Linked DNA regions of Homo sapiens: region 2 is linked to region 1. Evidence: chromatin loops called from intact Hi-C (ENCODE). Cell type or tissue: K562. All regions are shown on one strand. Links, peaks and the distances in the headings refer to the core of each region. The heading gives the core; the rest is flanking DNA.

Region 1 (12,084 bases), core at 2,743-10,742:
CCAACCGCATCCCCTTCTACAAAGCCTTGAGGTTCAGTGCATCACCAGCAGCTCATCCACACACATTATCACATGGAGCAATTCCGCCATTTTCTTTCAAGGACAACTCTCAGCTGCCTTTGGAGGAAAAAGGCTTGAGAATGGAGTTACGTGGTGCCTTTATGTAGGAAGAGGGAGAGAAAAAGGGGGAAGAAACTGGGGGGAGAAGTGAAGAAAAAAATCAAAATGAACAAGAGAACCTCATCCAAAATGCATAAAAGTGAGAAAAGTTAATATTCTAAAAGCTGCTATAAGAATTCTCAGAATTCTTAGAATGAAATCATTTATGGAAAGGAAAATGTCTAAGTGAAGGAGGAGGAGAGGGACACAGAAGAATGAGACACTGAGAGCAAGGGTCAGATTAAGCCAAGGTACAAAGAGACAGCTAAACTGCCTACTTTACATTGGAGTGAACAGGCTTGGAAGTAGGAGGAGGTGAATCAGGAGAGCACGGACAGGTTAGAAGGGAAGAAGAAAATTAGGTCAAGCCATACAGCAGGTGGCTGGAGTATATGCTCATTATTTCTATTTTGAGATAGAAATACCTTTCAATCTTTCTCAAATCTTTAGTAAAATCTGCTACACACACACACACACACACACACTCACACACACACACACCAGCCACACCTTTTATGAATGCATTTTGTAGAAATCACAGCAAATTTCATGCTGGGATCAAAGCTGTACAGAGTTTACCTGGGCTAGGTAAAAATCTGTAATCTAAAGATTTCCATGGAAGCAGAAACTGGGACCATGGGAACCTAATCCTTCCAGGAACCTGCTGGGGGCATTAGACTGGGGTGTGACCCAATATCCTCTGGATCTGTTTTTTTGTTTTTGTTTTTTTTAGATGGAGTCTTGCTCTGTTGTCCAGGCTGGAGTGCAGTGGCGCAATCTCAGCTCACTGCAACCTCCGCCTCCCGGGTTCAAGTGATTCTTCTGCCTCAGCCTCCCAAGTAGCTGGGACTACAGGTGTGTGCCACCACACCCGACTAATTTTTGTATTTTTAGTAGAGATGCGGTTTCACTATATTGGCCAGGCTGGTCTTGAACTCCTGACCTCAAGTGATCCACCCGCCTCGGCCTCCCAAAGTGCTGGGATTACAGGCATGAGCCACAGCGCCTGGCCTATCCTCTGGATCTTTAGGAACGACTGACATCCAGGAGTATAAAATACTCCTCAAGGCTTCCCAATTAAAGTCCTTGGAGAAAAAAATGTACACATAAACTTGTTCCACAACTGTGATAATATCTATGCAGTACTTATGGAAAAGAAACCCAAGGGTTGCAATAATTGGTTAAATGGATTCACTAAAATTTGGATTCTTCAATTCTGATCTGCAAATCATCATGTTGAGAAAACACAACAGCTATTTTTGAAAAGATAAAAGAGGATCTTGAAGATCCTTCCTCAATTCTAAGGTCAATGAAATAAGCTGAATTTCTTGCTTTTGCTTTCTATGGGGGAGGGGAAGGGTTTCAAGGGAAGCATAGGCCAAAATTCAAGCTTCCTTAAAAAAGAAACAACCCATCCAAACCTGCCTGAAAATGCTGTTCGAATCTAGGAAGAGAAATCAAATGTTTTAAATGGTAACAATCAGATTTAGAGATGCACTGTAAGTGGAGTATGTGCATGCTCTATTGCATACTGAAATACCTTGAATGGTCAACGTGAAATTCGGGCCTTTTAATAGAAATTTTCACTATTTTAAGTCATAATATTTATGGCTACATTTTTGTATGATGTATGTTATTTAAGTCTTAGTCCTTTGTTAGAATCATTAAGACACATCAGGATGACACTTATTTAGGCAGTTGCCAGAAAAGTATGGAAGTGAAAAAGCAGAACCCACCTGTGATAACTAGTTGAAAAGGTACCACATTTGCATGAATGAGACACCAAAGGGCTGAGGTTAAAACAAAATAAAACCACTTAGCTTCAGAGAAACTGCCTGAAATAACAAAGAACATATAAACGAAGGCAGCTTATCTATTACATGCCAGACATGTAGAACATAAATGCTGAATTCTGAGTGTGCCTCAGGAAAAGTCATTCTGCAGTAGTATCTACTATATGTCAGTTGTTATATTTGGGATACCAACAAGAACAAAAAGCCCTTCAAAGTCAAGCACAGGAATGAGACATATAAATCAGTAATTAGTGTGATAAGTGCTCAAATTTGTGCTTGTCTTTCACGATAAACTTTATCATCAGATTACGTAGATACAGGAAAAACAACCCTAGTAGTATTTTTATTGGGATCACTTTATAAGTTAAGAACTGACATGATGTTGATTCTTCCTCCTTATGGTGTGTGTTTTCACTTGTTTGCATCTAATTTTGTGCCTTTCAAGAGTGTTTTACAGTTTTCTCACATAGATTTTGTGCATTATTAAGTTATGTCTGTCTATGTATTTTATTTTTTTGCTACCATAAATCTGTCTTTTAAAAAAACCATTTATTTATTTATTTTTGAGACAGGGTCTTGCTCTGTTGCCAGGCTGGGGTGCAGTGGCGTGATCTTGGCTCACTGCAACCTCCACCTCCCGGGTTAAAGAATTTTCCAGCCTCAGCCTCCTGAGTGGCTGGGACCACGGGCCTGCACCACCATGCCTGGCTAATTTTTGTATTTTTTTGTAGAGATGGGGTTTTACCATGTTGCCCAGGCTGGTCTCGAACTCCTGTGCTCAAAACGATCCACCCACCTCAGTCTCCCAAAGTGCTGGGATTACAGGCATGAGCCACTGCACCCGGCCAAAACATTTATTTATTTATTTTATTTTATTTTATTTTATTTTTGGTTAATCCCTAAATTTCTTTATTATTATTATTATACTTTAAGTTTTAGGGTACATGTGCACAATGTGCAGGTTAGTTACATATGTATACATGTGCCATGCTGGTGCGCTGCACCCACTAACTCGTCATCTAGTATTAGGTATATCTCTCAATGCTATCCCTCCCCCCTCCCCCCACCCCACAACAGTCCCCAGAGTGTGATGTTCCCCTTCCTGTGTCCATGTGTTCTCACTGTTCAATTCCCACCTATGAGTGAGAATATGCGGTGTTTGGTTTTTTGTTCTTGTGATAGTTTACTGAGAATGATGATTTCCAATTTCATCCATGTCCCTATAAAGGACATGAACTCATCATTTTTCATGGCTGCATAGTATTCCATGGTGTATATGTGCCACATTTTCTTAATCCAGTCTATCATTGTTGGACATTTGGGTTGGTTCCAAGTCTTTGCTATTGTGAATAGTGCCACAATAAACATACGTGTGCATGTGTCTTTATAGCAGCATGATTTATAGTCCTTTGGGTATATACCCAGTAATGGGATGGTTGGGTCAAATGGTATTTCTAGTTCTAGATCCCTGAGGAATCGCCACACTGACTTCCACAATGGTTGAACTAGTTTACAGTCCCACCAATAGCATAAAAGTGTTCCTGTTTCTCCACATCCTCTCCAGTACCTGTTGTTTCCTGACTTTTTAATGATCGCCATTCTAACTGGTGTGAGATGGTATCTCATTGTGGTTTTGATTTGCATTTCTCTGATGGCCAGTGATGGTGAGCATTTTTTCATGTGCAAAACATTTATTTTTAACACAGAAGGTAGAGTCCTCCCTTTCCCTTTTCCTATCCCCATTGCCATTCCTTCATGAGCCCTGATAAGTTTGGTGTATACCATTCCAGATCTGTATCTGTGCATTTACATGTATATAATACATAAACAAATAAGATCTTACTATATGTATTGTTCCTGCACCTTGAGTTTTTCTCTTTCATGGTATGTCTTGGAGATGTTAATAGATTGGCACCTGGAGATCTACTTCATTCTAAGTGCCATGGAATTACATATTGTGGATGTGCTATAATTTACTGAAGACATTCCCATGATGACATGCATGTAGGGAGTTTTGCTACTAAAAAGTGTGTTAGTCTCAAAAGGTTACATACTATCTGATTTTACATGGCATTCTGAAAAATAGGACAGAGAGATGAGGACATAGAACAGATCAGAGGTTAAAGGCTGAGGTTGGCGGGTTCATTGCAAAGGTCAGCACCAGGAATTCTTTGGGGTGTTGAGATTCTTCTGTATCCTGTTTGTAGTGGTGGTTACAAGAACCTGTGCATATTAGAAAACTCAAATATATACCTTGTTTAGATAAAGAGTGTATTCTTGAAGATGGGAGGGCTAAATGCTATCTAATATTAACATTACGCTACCAGCTTTTTTGGGTATTTGTGTTATATTATCTTTTAATCTCTATTTTTACTCTTATAATTTTTTTAGGTTTCTGCCTTTTGAATTTTTAAAAATCCAAACTAATCACCCTTTTCTTTTTATAAGTGAACTTAATCCATTATTTTGCTCACTCATATTTGGATATTTGGACTTATTTCTAGATTTTTCATTTTCATTTATACTTTTCCCTTCTCCTTCCTGCCTTCTGCTGCACTGCTCATTTTTTCTCTATCTCCTATTTCCCACCCAACCCCTTCTCAGCTGGTTAGGAAGATAGCGACTGTATTTCTGTTCTTCTAGATGTTATCTATAATTTCTTAAAATGTACAGTTAAAATTTTTAGTATCTCCACACCACTTCCAAGAATATGTTGTAACTACCCACTGAACTATACCAATTTGTTGTTCCCAGAGTTTGTTTTTGCTTTCTTTTGAAACTTTTTTTTTTTTTTTTACAATCTGTACTTGATTGTGTTTGTTTATATATTTATTAAATTATGAGTCACTAGTTTTCTTAGATCCTATAACTTCTCCCTGGGTTCATTTTCCTTTTGGTTGAAGTATACACCTTAATAACTCTTAATAAAAGTCTGTGGATAGGAAACTCATATATCCTGTAAGACTGACAATTCCTATATTGCTTTCATTCTTCAGTAACTATTTGGTAAGTTATACAATTCTGTTTTGATAGTAATTTCCTCTCAGCATTTAAAAATATTATTCCATTTTCCCTGGCTTATATTTTTTCTGATGAGAAGCTTGCTGTCAGTTTGTGTTATTTAGTGCGCAATCTATCTTTAAGGTAGCTTTTAAGATTTTACCTTTAGTCTCAGGATTTTCTGCAGGTTCACTTTAATTTTGAATGTATGTGGATTAATCCTACTCCATATCTGGAGCTAAGGACTTGACTTTCTTTAATTTTGGGAAATTAAAGCAAATATTTCTTCAAATATTGCTCCATCCTTTCTTCCATTTTCTTCTACAACTCCTCTGAGATGTATGTCAGTGTCTCTCAGTCTGTCTTTCATGAGCGTGTGTTTTGATTCCTGTCTTTCTCTGTGCTGGGCTCTGGGTAAACTGAGAACTCTTGTTTAATTCATTACTTCTTTATGCTACTGAGTACAGTCCAGTTATTCTATCTGTTGATATTTTATAATTCATTGACTTTATTTCCAAGATTTCTAAATTTGTTATATCAGCTCTTAAGTCATATCTACCTACTTTATTGATTGATTGATTGAGACAGGGTCTTGCTGTGTTGCCCAGGCTGGAGTGCAGTAGCATGATCATGGCTCACAGTAGCTTCAAAAATCCTGGGATCAAGTGATCCTCCCACCTCAGCCTGCCATGTAGCTGGGACTACAGGTGTGTGCCACCATGCCTGGCTAATGAAAAAAAAATTTATTTTTTATTTTTTAATTTTTATTTTTTTAGAGATAGGGTCTTGCCATGTTGCCCAGGCTGGTTTTGAACTCCTGGGCTCAAGTGATCCGCCTGCCTCGGCCTCCCAAAGTGCAGGGATTACAGGTGTTCACCACGGTACCCGGCCCCTACTTTTTAAATGTTATGTCTTGATCTTTTTAACCACTCTCTGTATATTTATTTTAAATTCATTGTCATCTGGTTAAAACTTAATTTCATCTTGCATGAATCTGTGTTCCAACTGTTAATTTTGTTAATAGTCTTTCTTAACATAGTTTTTTTCATGTGTTCTGGGTGGTAGACGCATCCTGAGTAGGTGTATGTTTTCCACTGCTTCTCTTGAGTGTACTTTTGTGGTTTTCTGCACCCAGCCCCCAGCCCCCCAGAGTCCACCAATAGGTCTTATCATGGTATTTGGATGTTCCACTGTGATGTCAGGCCTCACAGAGTCAGTCTGCAAGACAGTGGACAGGCTGACTCAGTTTCTGGTCGGCAGGCACCTCAGATGCACACTTTCCTCTGAAGTACTGGCTCCAGCATCCAGTTAATCGCTATATTTTTTCAGCTTCTTTTTGGGAGTGAGGACTTTTGGCTTGAAACAGTGACCAGGCTCCAGTCTCTTATCTTGCTTGGTGCATTTATGGTTCCCTTTACTAGCAGGAGCTGAGCTCCTGGCTGCTACTGCTTAGTTTTGGATAAGAGCCCAGCAATTGATTCAGACCCATTCAGCGTTCCATTTGTGCTCCACAGAAACGCTCATCTTGCTTTGGGGTCTGTGTATGCATTTTTGTTATCTTTTTATATCTATCATGACTATACACATTGAACACAGGACTGTTTTGAATTGTAACACCTGTTTTACCATCTTTCGCAGATGTGTGTATCATAATACAAAAATTAGTCGAGACAAATTATTATGAAAAATTGTGTTGCTTGGGTAGTGCCACACAAGGTAAACTTATATGTCAAATTCCCTCCCCACCAGAAAGGCCGAATTTCTTTACACATGTTCCACCAACAGCATATGAAAATACTTACTTTCCTATATCCTCGACAATAAAGTCCATTGTTCTTTTTCTTTCTTTCTTTTTTTTTTTTTGAGATGGAGTCTCACTCTGCCACCCAGGCTGGAGTGGAGTGCAGTGGTGCGATCTTGGCTCACTGCAAGTTCCGCCTCCCAGGTTCACGCCATTCTCCTGCCTCAGTCTCCCAAGTAGCTGGGACTACAGGTGCCCACCACCACGCCCGGCTAATTTTTTGTAGTTTTAGTAGAGACAGGGTTTCACCGTGTTAGCCAGGATGGTCTCAATCTCCTGACCTCGTGATCCGCCTGCCTCGGCCTCCCAAAGTGCTGGGATTACAGGCATGAGCCACCGCGCCTGGCCCCATTGTTCTTTTTCTATGAACTATAATCCCCAAATTATTTCTCCAGCTTGAACCTGTTTTCTATTTTTATTTTTTATAGAGATGGGTTCTCACTGTATTGCCTAGGCTAGTCTTGAACTCCTGGGCTCAAGTGATCCTCCTGCCTTGGACCCCCAAAATGCTGGGATTACAGGCATGAGCTACCAGCTTGGACTTTAAAACACAGCTATGATTATATTGTTATAGGAAGAGGAAGTAAGAAAATTTGCAGTGTATGATAAAATAGGTGGTACCATTCCAATATGTTAACTTGTGATCCAGATGTAGTCTTTAGATTGTGTCTTATTCTTTAAAAAGACAGTACTTTAACTTGGTTATGACAGATTTGATCCAAACAGGTAGAGTGGAGCCACAAAAAGGCAAGTGGCCAATATAAGGCAGTTAAGTTTATGCTTCATCCTCCCTCCACCTCATTGATTCAAATATAGGTAGTACCAAAGATTTCTACCCTGAAGTTGATCATCTAGACTTGCCCCCAGTCTGACGGAACAAACCAAGTTTTCCCTGTTGACCTAAGAAGGATATAGCAAAATCACATCCCAAAGATCTATTCTCCAGGGATTGTTCAGAGATAAGAGCAGGCTATCCTTTACCAACAGAAACATATTGAATACCTACTATCTACTATTAGGTTGGCATAAAAGTAATTGTGGTTTTTGCCGTTGAAAGTAATGGCAAAAAACACAATTAGTTTTGTGCCAACGTAATACATGCTAAGCGTCATAGGAAAACCAAAGAGGCATAGCCAGTATTTGCTGTTCTAAAAGCACTTGCAATCTTGCTAGAGGGACATAAACAGCCACATGAAAAATCAAACGAGAGCACAAATATGGCAATATCTACAGTAAGAGCTCAGGCTTGGAGTAAGCAGGGTAGGCTTGGCGGAGTAGAAGGAACTTCACTTGGGACTTGAAGCTACTAGGTTAGAGCCTGTGGTTCCAGAGGCAGGAGCAAAAGGATGCATTTGGGGAGAGAGAGGGAGAAAGACTGAAAAGATGGAGTGTCACTCTTCTTTTCTGAGGTAGACCCATTTCTCCTGGGCAAAGGGATAGAAATAGAAGGGAAAGGAATTAATTTTCATGTCACTAAGTTATCAGTTAATGTACAAACTTGACTAAGCACTTTCCCCAAGATACAAGATGCTAGAGGACAAAGAAAGCACTCGTTGTCCAAACGCATGAGATTGATTCCCCTCATCAGTGATAGAATTAACTCTGAAAATGTAGACTGTGTTTCAAGGCTGAACTATTGAAAATATTTTAAGTACAAAAAATGTTGGTGAGAATGAGAATGAAAAGGAACTGAAAAGGCAGAGTAGATGGCTCTGAAGGAGTGAATATTTAAATGCTTTCATTCTTAGCAAATGTCTTATTCACAACTCTTGCTGTGCATTATGTTGACTATAAGCATATTTGGGGGCAATCGCCACAGGAGCACAGAAATAGACATCTATGAGAACCACACATGCTGCATCACTATCATCAGGACGAACACCGTCCTTGTCTCCAACAGAAATGGAAAAGCAAAACTGCAAGTATGTGGCATCATTTCCTGTTTGCTGTGCACATGCTCTCTTCTTTTCTTCTACTTTTTAAAAAGACTTTTTAAATTTTCTTAGAGCAGCTTTAGGTTCACAGCAAAATTGAAAGGAAGGTACAGAGATTTCCCAAATGCTCCCTACCTCCATCCATGTATAGCCCTCCCCATTATCACCAAGCTCAACCACAGTGGTACATTTGTTACAATCGATGAACCTACATTGACACATCACTGTCATCCAAAGTCTACAGTTACCTTGGGGTTCACTCTTGGTGTTGGATAAAGATTTGGACAAATGTATAACAACATGTATCCACTGTAATATCCTACAGAGTCATTTCACTGCCCTAAAAGTCTTCTGAGCTATACCTACTTATCCCTCCCCTCCTTTGTCCTTTCTAAGCAACAACTGATATTTTACTGTCTGTAGTTTTGCCTTTTCCAGAATATAATACAGTTGGAATCATACAGCATGTATCCTTTTAAGATTAGCTTCTTTCACTTAGCAATGTACATTTAATGTTCCTCCATGTCTTTTCATAGCTTGACCGTTTATTTTTTATTTTTTATTTTTAGCACTATATAGCATTCCATTGTTTGGATCATCTCTCTCTCTCTCTTTTTTAATTTCTTTTTTTTTCCACCTTCGGGACTTGTCTGAATCTCCCTTATTTTTAATGATGATGATGCTTAACATTTATATCATGGCCAGGAAATAACACACTGTACAGGGAGGAAGTTTACACCCATATAGTAAAGTGAGAGAAAAACCAGTCTAAGGCAAACTGCCAAAGTCTAAGGTATTTACAAGAGCAGAGTAAAAGGTCTGTTTTTATTAGTTGCCTATTTCTCCAACAGCAATAAGAAAGGGAAAAAAAAATCATACCTTGGCACATTTGAGGCATGGAGTGCTTGGGGAAAAAAATCCAAGGGATTGAAGAGATAAGTGCATTAAAACTTAGATTTCTGAACTTATGGATTTTCTCAGTGGTAAAGTATAATGGTACTTTTATACAGGTTTTATTAATACATAATTAAAGGCTAGTATCAAGTGAAACTCCTTGAGTTATGCACCGTGAGAAATGCCTGAGGAACATTAAATGTCACTGATAGAAAGATTAAGCACTAAAAAAGCTACAGCATATCTTAAATCATTATACAGAACAAATAACAGTATAAGGACCAGTAAGCTCTTTAAAGATAGACACCATGCTTAGTTTTCATTGCCTGGCACAAAGTAGGTACGCAATAAATATGAAGTGAATAAATAAAACAAACACTGTCCCCCATATCCCTAAGGAGGAACAAACCACAGCTAAGGCAAGCATATGCATTCATATATTCAGATGCCAGAGAACATCTGGAAATATTTGACCTCTAGCTACCTTCTTCTGACATGAAACAATTCGTTTTGCACACTCTCCTAACTGCCAAGTGATATCAGTCTAGTGATTCCTAAAGCCAGAGTTAAGTGCTAACTCATTTAAGAGACACAAAGAGAGTACCAGATTTGGGACACATGGTCTGTTTATTCCTAGGTAAAAAAGAAACCATCATATCCACATTAGAATCATGTCTACATTTTGAAATTTTGCTTAGTAAATACGATTCTCCTATCACTGTAAATATTGACATACTAACTTTTCTGAGGGTGGGAATGACAATACATACTATTAATGTTCATTTTTTTAACCCTTCATTAAACTGAAGGTTTCCAGCCATCAAGGATGCTTTTATTACCTCTATCTTGGTTGTATCCACATTGTTTTTTTTCCCCTCTTCTTTTGAAGAAAGCTTCTCTAGGCCAAACAAGGAATTACAAAAAAAATTTTTCAGAAATGAAGGGGGTGGGTGAGATTTGAAGCAGCTTCTTCTCATTCTGCTTCATGGCATTTTTCCATAAGCCATAAAGACCAGTGAATTATTTGATCCATGGCAATTTAAGATCTATGTGGAAAGCATCCATTTCAAAGTAACAACCATGTGAGAAAATTCAATGGATACATAACACAGAACATGTTTTGATTTATAACAGACTATTTGTTTCGGTTGTTTGAAGAATTTGAAATATTTATCTGTAATTATGCTCTTAAAATAATACAGGAAAAACTCTTTTTGAAGCAATGCCCAGGGACTGAAACCTCAGTTCTGTACTCAGCTGACTTAGCTCTAGAAACCCTGCAGTTTACTGATAAATCTGTGAGCAGGAGTAGAATAAAAGAAATTGGGAGAGTTCAAAGAGAAACATAAATCATCCAGATTATCTTCGATGTATGAACAGGACAAAGATACAGAATTCTAAATATGGGAAGCATGCAAATAAAACTGTTCTAAAAGGATATTTTTAAATGATTATTTTAGAAATTTACTATAATAATTGGAAAATAATTTGCTATTTATTTTTAGCAAATAAAAATATCTCCCCAAGTGAGATGATATCAACTGCCAGGTTGTGGTCCAATCTACATGAAGGAATAGATAGTGTCATCCTTAAAAGATAATATCCATAATTTGTTATGGCATCATAGAAGGCTTGCAGTTAAAGCAAGAGTCATGGCACTTGTTAGTCATTTATGTGTGCTGGATGGCAAGTGATTTTTTTTTCAATCATTATTATAATTTTTAGAAGTTAAGATTATTTGGATTCCATAAATATTAATTTGGATAAGACAGGTTCCACACATTTCAGACAAACAGGTCTTTTACCTATAGAGGGAGAATTTCATCTACGCACTTTTCCATTTTTCTGAATCATCCAGATAATGGCTGATCTCTGGGGAGAAAAGACTCTTCTTTGCTCCTCCTTACTTCTTTCTAGGTGAAAGAGGGCTTGATAGAGATGGTGACCTTTAAGGAAAAGGACTGAACTCTGGTGTCACAAGGGGTTGTTTCTCCTTGGGACCAGTCTGTTTTGACTCTCTCTTTAGAGCTTCTAAAGGGAGTCATCATTTGGAAGTCTCCCTTTTTCCTTAAAACTGATGTGACACAACAGGTTTGAAGCTGCCTCTCTCTGGGAAGTTGATGGTAGCCTAGGAGGGCCTGAAGAGGATTGTTCAGATGACCTTTAGGAAGAATCAATAATAAATCAATATCTCTCTCCCCTCTCTCTTCCTCCCTCTTCTCTCTTCCCCTTCCCCTTCCCCTCTCCCCTCTGTCTGTTCTTTACTCAGATTACCTTTCTTTGACCTGAGCACAGCAGAGATTAAGGTGTAGAAAAAGAAGCTAAGGAGTTTTTTTCAGAACTCCCTACCACACCCCCACTTTTTTTGCAGGTACGTAGATTTTTCAGAGCTTAGGCAAAGAAAGTGCTTGAGACTTATCTGAAGTGTGGCCTAGCTCACCAGGAAACTGATAATGTGGTTTAGGGCCAGAACCTTAGCTTTAATTAAATGTTCTTCTGCCTG
Region 2 (12,084 bases), core at 1,531-9,530, 160 kb after region 1:
ATCTAGGCCAACATAGGAAAAGGATTTTTCAACTTTGGACATTAATATGACTTAGCAATAGTCGATAAAAACAACAGCTGCTGAGCCTGGTAAATCCAAATGAGATTATTAGGTCAAAATCATAGAAATACACAGAGAACATTCCAAAATTCCCAGCACACTGACAATAAAGCACCCAAACCAGAATCTCATTAGGGAAAGAAACATTTTGTTTAGAAATAATTTTTTTTTACTACGACTTTACCATGTGTAACATCTCTGGGATGTTACTAGAGAGGAAAACAATAAGAATCAAAAGTGTAAACTACTGAACAATAGCTTCCTTCATTTCCCTTCCCTTCTCATGAAACCCTACTGCACACACCAAATAACTATGTATTCTTACACCTTGTTCTGCATAAACAGACATTTATAGAGATTTTAAAAATCATCTGGGCGCAGTGGCTTATGATGGTAATCTCAGCACTTTGGGAGGCCAAGGAGGGAGAATCACTTGAGTCCAAGAGTTCAAAACCAGCCTGGGCAACATAGCAAGACTTCATCTCTACAAATAATTAATAATAATAAAAATTAGCCAGGCTTGGTGGCATGCAACTGTGGTCCCAGCTACTCAGGAAGCTGAGGCAGGAGGATAGCCTGAGCCTGGGAGATCGGGGCTGGAGTGAGCCATGACAGTGCCACTGGACTCCAGCCTGGGCAACAGAGCAAGACCCCAACTCAAAAAAAAATGGCCAGGGATGGTGGCTCATGTCTGTAATCCCAGCACTTTGGGAGGCCAAGGTGGGTGGATCATCTGAGGTCAGGAGTTTGAGACCAGCCTGACCAATGTGGCAAAATCTCATCTCTACTAAAAAAAAAAAAATTAGCCAGGGCTGCTGGCATGTGCCTGTACTCCCAGCTACTCAGGAGGCTGAGGCAGGAGAATCACTTGAACCCGGGAGGCAGAGGTTGCAGTGAGCTGAGATTGTGCCACTGCACTCCAGCCCAGGTGACAGAGCAAGACTCCAACTTAAAAAAAAAAAAAATCAGTTTTTCAAAACTTAGATAATATTAGAATAAATTTTTTCTTGTATAATAGATTGTTTTATAATAAGAAAACTACCACTCACTGGCGTTTGTTACCTTCATGCACAACAGAAAAAGAATCAAAGAAGTTTTAGACTCCTAACAAATGAAATATGAATTTATACCTTAGACTTATGTTACTTTGAATACTTTGAGTATTGTTACCCATGATGACCAATTAGCATAAAAGACTTTTCAAGGTTATAGTCTACATGTCTCAAAATATACATTAAAAATGTGAAGGGCCATAGTTTTCTTTTACTTGTCTATTTACTGAATAAGGCTGAATTTCAGAAAATGTGAAGATTGAACAAGTTTCAGGCTATAACGAAAATTTAGGGGCTTTTGTGATCTGGTCCTGAGACAGCTATAATTTTTTCTATTTTGTCAATAGTGCTTTTATTAGATCAACAACTATGCAAGTCTAATTTTTCATCATTAAGTAATTTGACCCTACTTTAAAAATTACCAGGAAAAAGTAAATTTAAGTCTAGTTAACTGAACTGACAACTTACAAAAGATAAATCAGGTGGAGCTTGCCTTAATAGGTCCCCCCAGTACATAAGACAAAACAAGTCTAGTGTGAGGACACATAGGCCCTAACAAGTAGCTGATGTGAGGTTGAAGTAGTTGAATATGCTTGTATATTATAACCATAATGGATGCCAATACTCATGATGAGATAACTTTATGTTAAGTATTTTTATAAGTGCTTATATAAATTATTTAAAACTCTCAACAACCCCATGAGATTTTCTCCACTACAGATTGGCAACTGAGACAGTTATGTGACTTATCTAAACATGCACAAATAGTAAATTCATAATAGTAAAACGAGCATCAATATGAATATTCTTCAAAGAGATCTCTGAGAAAAATAAAAAGTAGCTTAGCTCCATGGAATGAACAACAGGCTAAACATGGATTCATTCATTCATTCATTCATTCACTCAGTCATTCAGTAAATATTTAGTGGCTGTTATGTGGTAAATGGCCCTGGAGAAGCAACAAAATAAACAAAACCCATGATGTCCTCAAACAGGTGCTATCTCTACCTCATGGAATTTATAGTCTGGTGACAGAGACAAAGATTAAACAAATCCTCAGTTATTTTATTATAATCACAGTAAGTGCTTCAGATGCTGTGGGGCAGGTAGAGGAACCACCTTGAAGACTCTGAAACTCATAGGAGACTGAGCCACTGTGAGAACTGAGCCAGAGAGCTCAAAAGCTTGCCCTAGCAGATGACACTCTTCTCTAGTCCCTTAGCTAAAGGTAGGTGCAGAAATAAATAATAACCAAGATGTCATGAAAGCAAGACATGTTCAAGGCCAGGAGGTCTCTGTCTAGTTCCATATTTTTGGTACACGAGAGTAGCCTTGGGTTTGTGTTCAAGTTTCAAATGCTCCCAGGATTTTACAACTTTTAAAGGTAAAAGCCATATATTACATTAAAAAATTTTAATCTGTGAATTAGTCATTTAAATAATATAATTTGTACATTATATCAAGAGAACAGTTACTAAAATTATCAGGAAAATTTCATTCTTGGTATAGTCAATGCTTTCTGTTCTGAAGAATGTGTGAAGGTGGCTACTTCAGGCATGTGGTAGAGTAGAAGTCAGCAAAAAGATGGAGGAGACTGAACTCTTATCCTGCCTACCATCTGCCTTAACTTTAGCCAAGTTATGGAGTCTCTCAGACAGCCAGCTTTTTTTTTTTTTTTTTTTTTTTTTTTTTTTTTTTTTTTGAGACGGAGTCTCCCTCTGTCGCCCAGGCTGGAGTGCAGTGGCGGGATCTCGGCTCACTGCAAGCTCCGCCTCCCGGGTTCACGCCATTCTCCTGCCTCAGCCTCCCAAGTAGCTGGGACTACAGGCGCCCGCCACTACGCCCGGCTAATGTTTTGTATTTTTAGTAGAGACGGGGTTTCACCGTTTTAGCCGGGATGGTCTCGATCTCCTGACCTCGTGATCCGCCCGCCTCGGCCTCCCAAAGTGCTGGGATTACAGGCGTGAGCCACCGCGCCCGGCCAGAAAGCCAGCTTTTTAATTGATAAAAATAGAAATAACTCTACCTGGTCTACTTTCTATGTTCACAGTGATGACAACATCAAAAGTGATGGGAACTCTCTCTGCCCAGGAGGTTTTAGAGAACAGCAATCCATGAAAGAATAAGCTCCTCACAAATACAACCTCTATTCTCTCTAGGCCAAGAAACCTTACCCAATGAGCCCATAATTTTTTAGCTTTCTGGAAGACAATGAGCTAAGCTGCCTGGAGGGATTACCTGGTTTCAGCAAACCTCTCCTGTGCAAAGTGTCATTATTCTTCCATAGAACAAATAGTACTTCCCCCAAATCTTTTCCCATTTCCAGTCAGAAGACATAAATGTTTAGAAGCTATAATTTAAAAAGTTGTGCTAATATAAAGCACACTCACTGGTAACCTGAAATTTGACAATTTGACCCCAAATCATCTGGTTCAAAACTTAATCCACTCCTTCTCTGAAAAAGTTAGAAGCTATAGTAAAACTAGTAAAATGTCAGTAATCACAGTTTGACTTAAGTAATTACCATAGGATCTTCTGATAAAAGGAAATAGAATATTTAATCCTATGACTTTTTTCTAAACTAACTTTTCTACTAGTCTCCTCTACTTCATCCCACTGCCCTACTTGGTCTCGCAATATGATCTCTCTCATCTTCAGCACACCCTCCACACAGTTGCCAGTGTTACTTCCCAAAACTAATCTGATATAATCTCTCAAAACCTTCCTTGGGGCTCCTGGGCTCTTCCTGAGGAAGCTGTATGCTTTGTATAGAGATATAAATGTATCTCCAAGCTCACCCCTGGCAGAGGCTGTGCCACGGTCAGCACTGGCTGTTCCAACTCCCACTCCAATGCTCTTGTTCTTTCATTCGTGTCACAAAGGGGAAAAGCTGACATGACTGGGGAAGGTTACACTGTGTGGGTTTTTTAAAACTCAAAGCGTGGGGTTGATTCAGACATATTTTCACATCACTGTTAGGGCCATTACAACAGATAACAAAATTGGCAAAGTATACTTCTTTTGCTCGTCAAGTAAAAAGAAAAGAGCCACATAGGCAAAGAAACAAGAATTTAGAGGTAGAAGGAGTTTCAGGCCCTCATACTACAATGTAATGGACACATGGATCATTCAGCTTCTATAGCTCCAAATATTTGATTCATGTATCACAACTTATATTCTAAACATAGTATTATTTTAAAACTATACAGGTCCCTAAACATAAAAATATAAGCAACATAAAACTTAAAAAATAATAAACTTAAAAATAATTGTCCAGGTGATGGAATTGAGTAGCTGGAACACTTTATTTAATCTTAGGTAATTGATTAAAGATATCCAGAAATGATACGTGAAGATGTAATAAATAAAATAATAGACATGCATGTAGAAGGTTAAAAACAATTTATGGAAAATTTCTCCTGGATCTTATGGAAAGCTAACTTTCACAATATCTGCTGAATATTTAATTATAATTCTAAAACAAGCACAAAATAAGCATGCATTAGCTGTTCAACTACTTATTTTTAAAAGTTCAATGGCCCCAATGGCCAGGAGCAAATATTGCAAGTTATTAGTAATCCAGATTTATTTTTATTTAATTTAAAAAAAATCTAACATAGGCTAAGTACCTTGAAGTGGGAGAAACCTAGCTGATAAATCTTTCTATTGAAAGGTTAAGTTGAACAATGCAAAATCAAGCAAAAGGATCAATGACTGGTGAACATTACAGCTGGCTTGATTCCCTCCAATGGAATATGCTTCAGCAGAAGTATCTGTCCTTTGCAATGTGTTGTTTCTGTGGCCCTAATTTCTATATTACACTTTCCATGCAGACTCCCATTAGTCTTTCTTCACCTTCATGACTCCTGGGTAGAATAAGGACTGATAAAGTAAAAGACGATGGGAATTGTAGGGTCCAAATCAGCCCATAACCCCAGTCCCTATACCCCCACAATGTTGGGCTGGTCCAGTTCTATCATCAGTGAAGAAAAAGCAACGCCTGAAAATCCTAGATCTCTTTTTAGCATTGTAAACCATGTAGGAGATGCTTATTACATCTGCTTTGTTCTCTATTTCTATGGTGCCTGTCACCATAGTAACAGGGCATACAGATGAAAAAGTAGGCTAGAAATACCCAAATATGGGGGGCGGAGAGGGCAATATGGGGGAAAGGGCCTTTCACTGATTAGGAAAGAAAAGGCTAGAATTTCTTCTTTCAGAGTTGTCAATGCATTAAGGGGTAATTCTAACTAGAAAAATAGGTTTTCTTTGCCTTTAAGAGAGCAACAATAGAAAATACCCTAAAATGTCAATAAATATCAATGTTTCTAGGAGGTAGTCTTGCTAGGCTTCTGAGATTTTAAAGCCAGATGTATTAAAAACCTTGAAGGGGCTGGGTGCGGTGGCTCACACCTGTAATCCCAGCACTTTGGGAGGCCAAGATGGGTGGATCACCTGAGGTCAGGAGTTTGAGACCAGCCTGGCCAACATGGCGAAACCCCATCTCTATTAAAAAATACGTAAATTAGCCGGGTGTGGTGGTGGGTGCCTGTAGTCCCAGCTACTTGGGAGGCTGAGGTAGGGGAATCGCTTGAACCCGGTAGGTGGAGGTTGCAGTGAGCTGAGATCATGTCACTGCATTCCAGCTTGGGCAACAAAGTGAGGCTCTGTCTAAAAAACAAACAAACAAACAAAAAAAAACCTCGAAGATGCTAATTTAAACCTTTAAACAGCATCTAGTTTTGGAAATGACATACTCATGCTGCAGTGTGGATGACTGCTACTTAAAATATTTAGTTACTTTGTAGTACTAAAAGTTGACACATCCGTTAAGGAAGTGTGGTTGGGAAGATAACTTACTACAATGAGTATTTCCCTAAAAGTGACAAGTTTATCTTCCAAGTCTCTGTATAAAATGTCCCCAAAGGAAATCACTGGGGTTGGGGTGGGGGATGACAGTCACTTCACTCTAAGGGAGTCACTGCTTCTATGAAAGAAAGAGGAACATTCTCTCCTGTCTACTGGTTCAGACCTTCAAAGGCACTATCAGTTCCTAACTGTTCTTTGCCATGCCAAAATTTCATCTATAAGGAAAGAGAAATCTTCCCACTTCAAGACCTCTGTTTCTTATTTTGCTTTTTTTCTCTCCTGCCACCAGCCAGAGTTCTCCTTGCTCATAATTTTCTAGGACATTTGGAATACCTGAAATGTTCTTTATCTTGTGATACTGGTCTCCTGAGTAGCTGGGATTACAGGCTCCAGCCACCATGCCTGGGTCCAAAAGAGTGGTATGTTCTAACCATGCTCTTTCAGAGTGAAGTTTCTTTCAGAGTAAACAGGACAAGGAGCCCTACCAGCCACATACTTGGGGAGGTTTTACTCTGTGTAAATAAAAATGATGCATGTCTTAATCCATTCAGGCTCCTATAACAAAATACCATGAACTAGGGTGGCTAATAAACAACAAACATTTATTTCTCACAGTTCCAGAAGTTAGGAATTCTGAGATCACAAGATGTCAGCAGACTTGGTGACCAGTGAGGTCCAGTTCCTTATAGATGGTACCCTATTGCTGTATCCTCACATGGTGGGAGAGGCAAACAAGCTCCCTCCAACCTCCTTTATAAGAACACCAATCCTGGATAGGCGTGGTGGCTCATGCCTGTAATCCCAGCACTCTGGGAGGCTGAGGCGGCTGGATCACTTAAGGTCAGGAGTTCGAGACCAGGCTGGCCAACATGGTGAAACCCTGTCTCTAGTAAAAATACAAAAATTAGCCCGGTGTAGTGGTGTGTGCCTATAATCCCAGCTACTAGGGAGGCTGAGGCAGGAGAATCGCTTGAACCCAGGAGGTAGAGGTTACAGTGAGCCGAGATCATGCCACTGCACTCCACCATGGGCAACAGAGCAAAACGCTGTCTCAAAATTAAAACAAAACAAAACAAAACAAAAAACACACCAATCCCATTCATGAGGGCTTTGTTTTTACAATCCAATCATCTTCCAAATGTCCTACCTCTCATCACTGTCACCTTGGGATTAGGTTTCAACACTTGAATTCTGCTGGAACACCGACACTCAGACCATAGCAATGCATACACAAAATAATCAGGAGAAACACTCTAGCTACTTGCACATTTTGTTCTTAAGCGACAGGGTCTTGCTATGTTGCCCAGGCTGAAATGCAGTGGCTATTTATAGCATGATCGTAGTGCCACAGCCTTGAACTCAAGCCTCAAGCCTCCCCTACCAGACCTGGTGTTACTTACACATTTCAATAGAAAAAGCAATAAATGACTTTGTGATAATCTTAGGTCCTTGATTCAGTCACTAATTAGTTGTGACACAGTGGAAAATTTTTACTTTGCCTTTCTCAATCTTAGTATCTTACCAGTTAAAAGAATGACTGAAATAGAACAGGGGTATGAGCTTGAGGATTCTAAGGATGATTTCAAGGCATGTTGAAATTGTACACACATGAGTATGTGTGTATTCTGGGAAAGACCTTCAAGTATATCTATAATATAAAAAAGTTAAAAATTAAAAGTACCCTCTGAGGTTTCTTTCACACAACTTGGAATACCATGACTCGAATCAGCTTACTCAAATAAACTCAAAGTTTGAACTCAGACTCAGGTGAGCATCATACTCGGTATCAAAAGTGCCCACCCCAGAAATGCTGTCCCTGATTGTATACTACCTAATCCCCAACAAGAACCATTCTCTAGTCCTTCACTCTGTTTTACTGTTCTTCATAGCACTTTATTGCATGACATTACACCTTGCATTTGCTTATTTCCCCTCCTCTAGCATATATGCTTCATGCAAAAAGGGTTTTTTCTGTTTTCTCTGTTGGATTTATTCCCTGTGCCTGTAAACAGTGCCTGACACATATTAGCTGCTCAAAAAAATGTATTGAATGAAAACTCTAGGGCCTGCTAAGAGCCATGCACTCTACTAGGTATTTTATGAAATTATCTATCTCAATCTTCATACTATCACTTTAAGGCAAGTTTCCCAATCCTTAGAGATTTTTCTAAAATAATACACCTGTGAAAAGGAGCCAGGCAATAATTATAGAAAAAGCTGCTTTATCAGGATTCGAGTGCCATATCTGCTGGTAACTTTGTGGTTCACTTACATAAGCCACATATCCCCTGAGGAACTCAGTTTCCATGTTTGTATCATGGGGATAATGCTTGTCCCCTCTACTGCAGGTCATCAGGAGAATAAATGTGAATATAAACACTTAATATGTTAGCATTGATGGGCAAATGTCTATCATAGTAAGTGATGTGTTGGGTGGGGGTTTCTGCAGAGATTTGCTACAAGTTGTTTTGCTATATGAAGGCAAGAGAGCAGCGGACAGCTATACAGTACCCTCTTACACAGGAACAGAACATCCAGAAACCCAGAGGGCCCCAGGAAAGGCTCCGAACTCAGTAAGGTGATGGCCAGGCCCAACTCCAAACTGTTGTCCTCTCCCTCTCAATTGCATTTATTTGTAAAGAAAAAAAAAATCCCAAATCTAGCTTAGGACCAAACCTTCTTGCATGCTGGAATTCACAAACTCTTCCAAGAAATTAGCTTTCTTGATAAAATGCTTAAGCATTTTTTTTTCCAGTGGGATTAAGACTTGTTCTTAGAAACCAGTCACTCACTCACCCAGATGACTGTCAGTCAAGCGGCTGGTTATCTTTAACTAATGTTCTTTTTGTATCTAGTCTAATAATGGGTATCAAAGAATTGTGTACAATTTCTTACTATTCTAGGTGAGTTTGTACATTCTTAAAATGGATGACGGTAATTAAATCAATTTGGTATCAAATTAGTTTCTACTAGGTATATTTATAAAGGTGATGTTCTTTTTTGTTATTGTTGTTTTTATAAAAGAGGGTCTTGCTCTTCGCTGCTTGTCACCTTCGCTGGAGTGCAGTGGTGCTATCGTAACTCACTGCATCCTTCCACCTCAGTCTCCTGAGTAGCTGGGATTACAGGCTCCAGCCACCATGCCTGGGTCCAAAAGAGTGATATGTTCTAACCATGCTCTTTCCCTATCGGATATCCCTGTGTACACCAAGGGGGAATCTTTAAATGGGCCTATTAGGGACCTAACAGTTGATAGCTAATTTGACTGAAAAATTTTCTTTAGCATCCAAACCAGTGATCTTCAAGCTGGGGTATGGGGTTTTGGGAGTCTTATTGGGAGTAATTGACAATGTGGTGGAATCTACTTCTAACTCAATTAACCCTGCCTAAGAGGACCTCCTTCAAAATACATACTGCCCTTCTGCTGGCTCTTTCCAGCCATATTCTTTTTCCCCTTTTCAAATTCACCCTTTTACTGCAGCAAAAAAGAAAGGCAAACATCTTATTTCTCAGGAGTCCACTTATGGTGCATTGCCTTGGGGTGTAAAAATCTCCAGGCCCCAAGCAGAAGGCCATTTTGAAATACCCATAGGATTACAGATACTGACAAAGTGAAAGACTTTCAGGCCTGAGAAAAATCCTTTTGGGAGTCAGAGTAAAGTTTCTATTTCTTTGCTTAGATCAACACTGGAGGAAGACCTAATCAAATGTCAAGCAACAGAACATTGAAAAATCGTTTCTGTGATAAATCACTAGATATCTTTGGGCATATAACTCAGGGGTTTAGAAGATAGAATGGAATTATACTGACTTCATTCCCATATATTTATATGGCAAGATTTCTTAAGCACTTCCATTTAAAAAGAAACACTTGCTTTGATTACACGTGTTGTTCTGGTCAATCGTGTACTAGTGAAAAATCATAATAACAATTCAAAAGAAATGTTTTTCAACATTTAGAGCCTTATTGTCACAAGCACTTTTTAAAAAACAAGTATACTGAGTGTGTGTGTGTGTGTGTGTGTGTGTATGTCACAAAAGACATGATAATGAAAAACTTTCAATCATAACAGTGTTACACTGGGATTAAGTTTTACAGAAGAGGAATAAAATGAGTTCCATGAGAAAAAAGATCTACGTAAAATTCCTGACTTTTCTAAAAGAGCTTATTTATACGTTTCTTAAACGGATGATGTGAGATATCAAATCACTTTGGTATTTAATTTAACTTCCATTGGGTACATTTAAAAGAGTGATTTTTAAAACCCAATAGTTATAATAGAAATGTGACTGTCTGCAACTATTCAAAATTATGATGAAAAATTTCAGACATTAACTTTAAAAATATATGAGAACAAGTCGTTTTTCAAAATCGTTTTAGAGGATACTCAAAAACATTCAGAGATACTGTTATAAACTACTTGAAAGCCAAGAAGAGCCTGTGTTAACCACGTAAAATTTTGACTTCTAATAGAAAGCCAAAGTCAGGATTATTTCATTGAAGTACAAAAGCCATTTCAAGCATCCCCTACAAGTTGCTAAATCTGGAACTCTGAAAACAGTAAATGTTCAATAAACACTAGCTCATAGACAAAGTACTTTAGCTATTCAACTGATACCTATCAACAGCATGTATAATGTACCTTGTTACTTCCAACCTTCAAGGAGATATTCTTTAAAATTTTATGCAAATACCAGTCAAAAGTACGTTATTGAAATGAAACCCTAGACTAGGTAATAATTATGCTAATTGTATTCCCTAATTCTCTCCTGGATATCCACTGCATGCCCACGGTATGCCATGTACGAAGTCTGGCCCAGGAATCCCAGGAAATGAACAAAATATATTATTTTTCATGAAGAAGCATCCAGGAGGAGGCCAAGCTGTTCTCTAGCCTAGGTACTATGATAGGTATAGCTTAGAAGCAGCACAGAAGAGGGAATGAGGAGCTGTGGGGGTGAGAGGCAGACAGAAGGTGTCAGGAAGGGTCTTTCAGAAAAGGTATGCTTTAATGGAGCCTAGAAAGATGGTTCTGTGCTTGTCAAGAGGATCCCAAACAGAGGGAAGGAACAAAGCTACGGAATGAAGCCATCTGGCTATCTAGAACCTTCCTCCCTGTATTGCAAATAGTTTAGGACAGCTGGTGTATGGGGGTATGACTGCACACTGTGTCCATGGGACATGCACTGGGGACACAGAGATGACAGAGTGGCAAGAGATGAAGCTGAAGAGCTGCAGAAGCCAGACAAAGGAAGACTTTCTCACATGCCACACCATGGTGTTTGGACTTAATCCTGGGGCATAGGGAGCCATTAAAGGGTTATTAAACCCAGGCAATTATGGGATGAGATTTGTCTTTTAGAAAGATTACTTTCTGCAGTGTGGACAATAAATTTGTAGGTGATGCTGGCAGATAGACTATGCTCAAGACTACAAAATCATTATCAGTTAGAAGATAACTGGCAGTGTTCCTGGAAGACTCACGGCAGGAAAGGGGCTGTAGAGGAAGGGCACTGATAGAAGGACCTGAAGGCTATAGACTCTAGACAAATTGGTTACCAATCCTTTAAGAGGACTGTAGGGAGAATAAAGCAAGGAGAAGCCCAGAGTGAGTTCCAAGAAACTTGGGATACATAACTGGGTAAATAGTATTGCTGTTGGCAAAAATACAGAATCTAAAGGTGAACAGCAAATTCTGAGGAAAGTATCTTCAATCCACTAACTCCAGGCCCTCATTTGTTCTGTGAGGTAGGTGGCATGGACATTATTATCCCCATTTTATGACTAATTGGTGTATTAGTCCATTCTCACACTAATGAAGACATACTCAAGACTGGGTAATTTATAAAGGAAAGAGGTTTAAATGACTCGCAGTTCTGCATGGCTTTGGGTGGGCCTCAGGAGACTTACAATCATGATGGAAGGCATCTCTTCACAGGGTGCCAGGAGACAGAATGAGTGCCCAGTGAAGAGGGAAGCCCCTTATAACACCATCAGATCTTGTGAGAACTAGCTCACAATCACAAGAACAGGATGGGGGAAACTGCCCCCATGATTCAATTATCTCCACCCAGTCCCTCCCACGACACGTGGGGACTATGT

Evidence for each region. A loop is a pair of places that touch in the nucleus more often than their neighbours do. Peaks named below come from ENCODE experiments on the same cell type or tissue, not always from the same donor. Only the 100,000 strongest peaks of a DNase experiment are listed, where the experiment ranks them.
Region 2: a loop joins it to region 1, with 1.8 times the contacts of the local background. A loop is called at or near these places in 4 of 110 quality-filtered maps.

What each region holds. Positions count from the first base shown.
Region 1 is chr1:89,696,212-89,708,295 of GRCh38, reverse strand. The region is part of intron 2 of LRRC8C (leucine rich repeat containing 8 VRAC subunit C); the gene reads right to left. Among named protein-coding and RNA genes, the nearest start is that of LRRC8C, 69 kb to the right of the region's middle. In K562, for the core only: no CTCF peak of the experiment used is centred there; DNase peaks (open chromatin) are centred at 4,545 and 6,355; H3K4me3 peaks cover 240 bases.
Region 2 is chr1:89,532,441-89,544,524 of GRCh38, reverse strand. The region is part of intron 1 of LRRC8B (leucine rich repeat containing 8 VRAC subunit B); the gene reads right to left. Among named protein-coding and RNA genes, the nearest start is that of LRRC8B, 14 kb to the right of the region's middle. In K562, for the core only: no CTCF peak of the experiment used is centred there; DNase peaks (open chromatin) are centred at 2,715, 3,814 and 6,064.